Linked DNA regions of Homo sapiens: region 2 is linked to region 1. The links are chromatin loops, found by intact Hi-C in ENCODE. Cell type or tissue: heart right ventricle. All regions are shown on one strand. Links, peaks and the distances in the headings refer to the core of each region. The heading gives the core; the rest is flanking DNA. Region 1 holds the start of LOC124900932 (a long non-coding RNA gene). Region 2 has its middle 31 kb from the start of TRIP13.

Region 1 (2,902 bases), core at 256-2,755:
CTACGCCTCCAATGCCCACTGGACTCTTTCCCCTATGACCATCTCTCCTGGGTAGGGCAGAGCCGGCCTGGGGTTGTTCTAGAGCTGGAGTCACCAGCTCCAGGCCCTGCAAACCTGACCCCCATGCCAGTTCACAATCCCTTTGCATAACATGTAACACTATTATCCTCACACACTCACTAGGACCCTGAGACCACAGAAGATGACATCATTACTTTCCAAATTGGGAGTTAAAGTCCACATGGGGTAGTGCAAGGGAGAGCCCCTTGAGATGTCTGCATCACAGAGCGGCCTGGTCCCCTCAGCCATTCCAGGAGGAAGGGGTTCTCTTTGCTCCCCTTGACGTTCCCTTCTGGCGTGTGCATGCCTTTGCCCTCTGCGGGGCCAGTGGGCACCCACCATGCTTTCCCGGTGCTGCCTCAGTGGTGGCTGCCGCGAGATGCCCATCTACTTTTCGTGGAGGCCTCGGGACCAGTGTGGTTTGCTGGACGCTCTCCTCACGTGATGCCAGCCCGGCGTGTCCTCTCCTGGGCCCGTCTGTGGGGCAGCCCCCTGCCTGCCTCTTCCAGGGGCCCTGCAGGGACTTCCAGGTTCCTCAGGCCCGTCCTGCCTCGCCTTTCGCTCTGCGTCTGCCCGGGGCAGCCCGAGCTGGGACCTTCTGGCGGGAGCCGCAGCTTTTCAGGGCAACTGTCCTTGTCCCTGGGGGACGGCCAGTGTACGCGGGGACACTTGCGGCCCCAGCCCACTGCCGGCCTGGAGGAAAGGACGCGGGGGACCCCCATACGTGACCAGCGGCTGCAGCGCAGCTCGGGCTCACAGCGGGGCGGCCGGAGCAGCCTGGACCCCCGACGCCCGCGCCGTCCAGTCCGGGGACTCGGAGGCTGAGCCCGTAGGGGGCCGGCCCGGGGGCCATGGGCGTCCCCGCCCTGCCTTTTGCTGGGCCACGGAGCTTTGAGGACAGTTTCGCCTGCTGATAAAATCCGTTCCCAGCACTTTCGAAAGGCAGGGCGGGGCTCAAGCCGTCCCTGGAGGTTAAAATGCGCGTCCTCGCAGCTTTTCAAATCAGCCTCTCCTTATCTCCTCAGCCGCGGGCGGGGCAGGGGCCTGGTCTCCGGATGGAGGAGGAGGTGCGGCCGCAGGACGCCCAGCGGGGAGACCCGGGGAGACCCGGCCGGCGTCCGCCTCCGCTCCCGGCACGGCCGCCCGCGCCCGCCCTTCTCTGCCCCAGCCCGGGACCGGCAGGGTCAGAAGCGGGCGGCGGCGGGCGCGGGGCTCTGTCCTCCCGGCCCCTCCACCTCAGCGGGCGCAGCCGTGGGGTCCCCACCAACAGCGTTCGTGGGGGCAGCGCGGGCCCCGTCTCCCCCCGTGGCTATTCTCCCCGCGAGGCCTTGGCGCTCGTGCGGCCTTGGGAGCAAGAGCGCCCCCGCGCGCTCCTCACTCGGCTTGGGACACGCTCGTGAACTCTCGGCGGCGTCACCCTCTTCCACCGCGACTCCGCGTTCTGGGAGGCGGGGCTCATCCTGTTTTGTGGTTGTCACGGTGGCCACGGCTCCTCCCCTCCCGTTTAGAAAGCGGCGAGGTCGGGGTCCGCCGTGTGAGGGGGCGTCCGCCATGTGAAGGGGCGTCGAGGCATGTCCGCTGTGTGAGGGGGTGTCCGCGGCGTGAGGGGCGTCCCTGTGTGAGGGGCGTCCCTGTGTGAGAGGCGTCCGCGGAGTGAGGGGCGTCCCTGTGTGCGGAGGCCTCCGTGGCATGAGGGGCATCCGCTGTGTGAGGGGCGTCCCCTGTGTGAGGGGCGTCCGCGGTGTGACCTCACGGTGTGGCGTGCCTGGAAGGCATGGTGTAGCCAACTCTGACCCCGGGGTCAGGGGCCTCTTTTGAAGACACTGTCTTGGCCCCAGGCTGTGGCTGGAGTTGAAATAGGCGCATGCGCGGAGCCGGCACACACACACACACACACACACACACACACACACACACACCCACGTCCCCTTCAGTGCCCGGCTTTTTCCCCATAGTGCGAGCAAAGCCGTGAGCCTCGCGACCCGAAGTAGCCGGCAAGACTGAAATTCACACACGGGTTGGTCTCCACCGGAGCCCTGGGGACGTCTAAGAAAAGCACTGCCTGACATCGGACAAAACGCTACTGTGACGCGTCACACGGAGCCTGCCGGGACATTTCCCCTCCCTGCCCATGCCGCGTTGGCCCTGGCGGATTGGCCCCACGAGGGAGGATGGCGACTCCGGGTCTGGATGTGTGCTCCCCTTGCGTGCTCTTCGCTTTGCAAATGGATCCCTACGTTTTTAAGTGCACAAGATCCCCTGGGTGTCGCCTGCACACCGCCCCCGAGGCCGCCCTTGTTTGAGTCCACCTCTCCTTGGCTGTGCAGCGTCCGCCAGCCATGCTGACCCCTGAAGCCTTGGCTGTGCCTCCCAAGTGCACCGGGTTTCCCTGCAGACACACGCTTTGGCATGAACATGCCTTCTTAGGCATGAACAAGAAGTTCACGTGGCTGCCACACCCAAGTGCCTTGCATTTCGCCTGCTCCCCGCACCCCCCCCAACCATGTTGCCACACGAGGCTTATTCTGAATTACAGGTTGGTTGTGATATCACCTCTGGTACATGGACTGTTAAAACTATTGAAAGGGAGGTGGATCTGAAGCACGCCTACCTGTTTCCTGGCATACTTGGAACGTTGCCAGACCACTGGATACTTAGAAGGCTAATTCTACATTTATCCTCAGCCATCATTCTGAGCGCCTTCAAAAGATGAATCATCTGCACCGACTATTAAATTTAATAACCATGCACTTCTCCAGGGAAATTGCCTCAAAGGGACCCACAACTGGCCACGATTCATGGTTGAGGAAACACCTCTTCCAGTTTCAGGTAAATATTTGTG
Region 2 (2,902 bases), core at 196-2,695, 81 kb after region 1:
CAGAGAAGGAAAGGCTTTTATTCATAAAGGATATCTAGGTGATAGAGATACAAAGTTTCAGTCATAAATGATAGCTCAGATGATAGAATGCTTCACTCAAAAATAATTCATGTAATACAGGGAGAAGCCTTCCATCATAAGCAACTCAGGTGAGACAGAAGGAAGTTTTCCTGTCATAAATGATAACTCAGGTAACAGAAAGAAGGTGCCAGTCATAAATGGTAATTCAGGTGATAAAGAAAAAGCGGTTTTGTAAGGCTGGGCACAGTAACTCACGTCTATAATCTCAGCACTTTGGGAGGCTGAGGCAGGAGGATTGCTTGAGGCCAGGAGTTCAAGACCAGCCTGGGCAATATAGCAAGACCCTGTCTCTACTAAAAATAAAAGGATAGCCAGTGTGGTGGCGCAGGCCCCTGGTCCAATCTATGCAGGAGGCTGAGGCTGGAGGATTGATTGAGCCCAGGAGGTGAAGGCCAAGCTGTGATGGCACCACTCACTCCAGCCTAGGTGACAGAACAACACCCTGTCTCAAAAACAAAACAAACAAAAAACACACAAAAAAAATCAAACAACCCCCCACTGCCACCCAAAACCCAAAAAGGCTTAGATAGAAATTTGGTGGTAGAGAAAAAGGTTTCCATTCATACATTTTTCCAGTCATATGTGATAATTCAGGTGATAAAAAGAAAGGCTGTAGTCATAAATCACAATTCAGATGATGGAGAAAGAAAAGTGTCCAGCCACAAGGAACTGAGGTGACTGAAAACGGTCTGAATCATGAATGACAACTAGATGATGGGGAAAGACATTTTCCAGTAATAATTCAGTTGATAGAGAATGAAAGGTTTTAGACATAAATGATACCAGGTGAGAGAGATGCGGGGTGGCCAGTCATAAATAAATGATAACTCAAGTGCTAGAGAGACAGACGCTGTAGTTGTAAATAAGTCCAGTAATACAGAGAAGCCTTCCATTACAGGTAACTCAGGCGAGAGAGAAGAAAGTTTTCCAGCCATATATGATAGCTCAGCTGATAAAGATAAAAGGAATTCACTCATAAATGATAACTAAATTGACAGATGAAGCTGCAAGTCATAAAGGATAATTTATGATTCTTGTAGGTATGACAAAGAAAAGATGTTTCAATCAAAACTAAATAGCTCAGGTGATGGACAAGGTTTTCAGTCACAAGTGATAGCTCAGGTGATAAAGGTTTTAGTAAAAAATGACCCAGAGGCAGTAAGAGAACGGTTTTAGTCATAAATGGTAACTCAGGGGAGAGAGAAAGAAGGCTTTCAGTCACAGATAACTCACATGAAAGACAAAGGTTTTGGTCACAAATCATAATTCACACGACAGACACTAGGACTCGGAGCTGAGGCTGCTGCAGAGTCAGCACAGGGTCAGGGCAGGGCCCAGGGCCGCTGGTGCTGGGGCCTTGGCTAAGCCGCTGGCTGTGCGTCTCTGGGGCAGCGCCGCCCTCTAGCGGGCAAGGGAAAGGGGTCCTGCGGCAGAAATGCCACAACGCGCTTCCTATCTGGGCCTGTCGGGGTCCACCTGTCTGTCCGCAGGCCCCTGTCTGTTCCTTCCTCCCCTCAGTCCACAGGCCTCCTCCTTCCACCTGGGTTCTAGGACCTGGGCGGTGTGGGGCGCCCCTCCTCTCCTGCTAGAGAGCCCTCAGACCCCTTTTTCATTCCCTTGGGGGGCACAGGGACGCCCTGTGCATCCCATTTGTCCTCTGGCTGGCATCACTGTCCTCACTCACAGGCAGCAGTGCCAGGGGCTGGGCATTGGCTGGGAGGGCCTGGGTGCAAGTTGGTTCCGGTCCTCAGGCCCATGCCTGGGGACCTGGGGGCTGGCCCTGCCTTAGAGCCCCCCAGCACCCCCTTCTCCTGCCCCTCCTCAGGGCACACCCATCTCCTTCTCAAGGGCAGCCGCTCTGGACTCCTTCTGGAACTGCCTGGACATCCCCAGGCCACTCTGGCAGGGCCTTCCTTAAGGACCATGACCTCAGCAGCTGTGTCCCTGAGGTCTGAGGACGTGACCTCATCCCTGACCAGTGACCACAGGGCACAGTGGGAAAGGTATGGATCACCCTGTGCATGTCATGGCAAATGGTGCAGATGGGGCCTTGACTGCAGTGGGAGGCGGAGGGGCCAGGAGGGAACAGGGCACAGGCGTGGCTCTAGATGGCAGCTCTTCTGAGGCCACGCTGAGGAACGGGTGCCCAGCAGTCGCCCACAGCCTTCCGTGACTGTCAGCATTGTTTACCAGGTATCTCTCTCTGTGGTCACAGGTATTTACCAACTATGAGGGCCACCTGCACACTTCTCTCCGTGGCAAAAGTAACCCGGCTGCCCAGCAGAAGCATCACCCTCGGGGCCTCAGGTCTGTTGGAACCAGCACTGCCCCCCCGCCTCTGCACCGCCTGCCAAATCCCTATGCCCCAGACCTGTCCAGTCTTCTGACCCTCTGCAGTGAGGATGGCACAGGAACAAGCCCAGTAGCTGACCTGGACCAGGGGAGATGTCCTAGAGCCTCTGGAGTATCACACAGAAACCCTCGCCCTGGTCCTGGAGTGTTGGTTTGGAGTCCCCCTCTGCCAGCACGTGGACACGAAGTCTCTGAGTGTCAACCATCCTGAAAGTGCATGGGGCCTCACCAGTGAGGTTTGGGACATCAACCAAGGAGCAGAGGACCCCTGACCCCATGGTGAAATGCCACCAAGAGCAGGCGAGTTGGGCAGAGGTGGCGTTGGAAGAGGAAACCATGTCTTCAGAGGCCCTCTGTGGCCTGGCCTGAGAGGGGTTATGGGAACCTAAGTTACAGGAACTGGGACAAAGGACCCCTGGGCTGACCAGGGTCCCAGGAGCTACCAGAGGCCTCACTGCCTTGACCCAAC

Evidence for each region. Hi-C counts contacts between places; a loop is a spot of excess contacts. Peaks named below come from ENCODE experiments on the same cell type or tissue, not always from the same donor. Only the 100,000 strongest peaks of a DNase experiment are listed, where the experiment ranks them.
Region 2: it touches region 1 in a loop (4-fold over the local background); 31 of 110 quality-filtered maps call a loop at or near these places.

Annotation. Positions count from the first base shown.
Region 1 is chr5:1,003,273-1,006,174 of GRCh38, reverse strand. It overlaps LOC124900932 (a long non-coding RNA gene), which reads left to right and starts at 2,202. Exons shown (of 2, transcript XR_007058677.1): 1 at 2,202-2,889. RefSeq lists enhancers at 31-674, 907-1,201, 675-1,319, 1,320-1,963 and a silencer at 907-1,201. In heart right ventricle, for the core only: a CTCF peak has its summit at 1,430; DNase peaks (open chromatin) are centred at 1,054, 1,484, 2,024 and 2,524; H3K4me3 peaks cover 1,497 bases; H3K27ac peaks cover 2,087 bases.
Region 2 is chr5:922,170-925,071 of GRCh38, reverse strand. No RefSeq gene overlaps it. Among named protein-coding and RNA genes, the nearest start is that of TRIP13, 31 kb to the right of the region's middle. In heart right ventricle, for the core only: CTCF peaks have their summits at 1,288 and 1,488 (motif pointing left); DNase peaks (open chromatin) are centred at 1,471 and 2,481; H3K27me3 peaks cover 226 bases.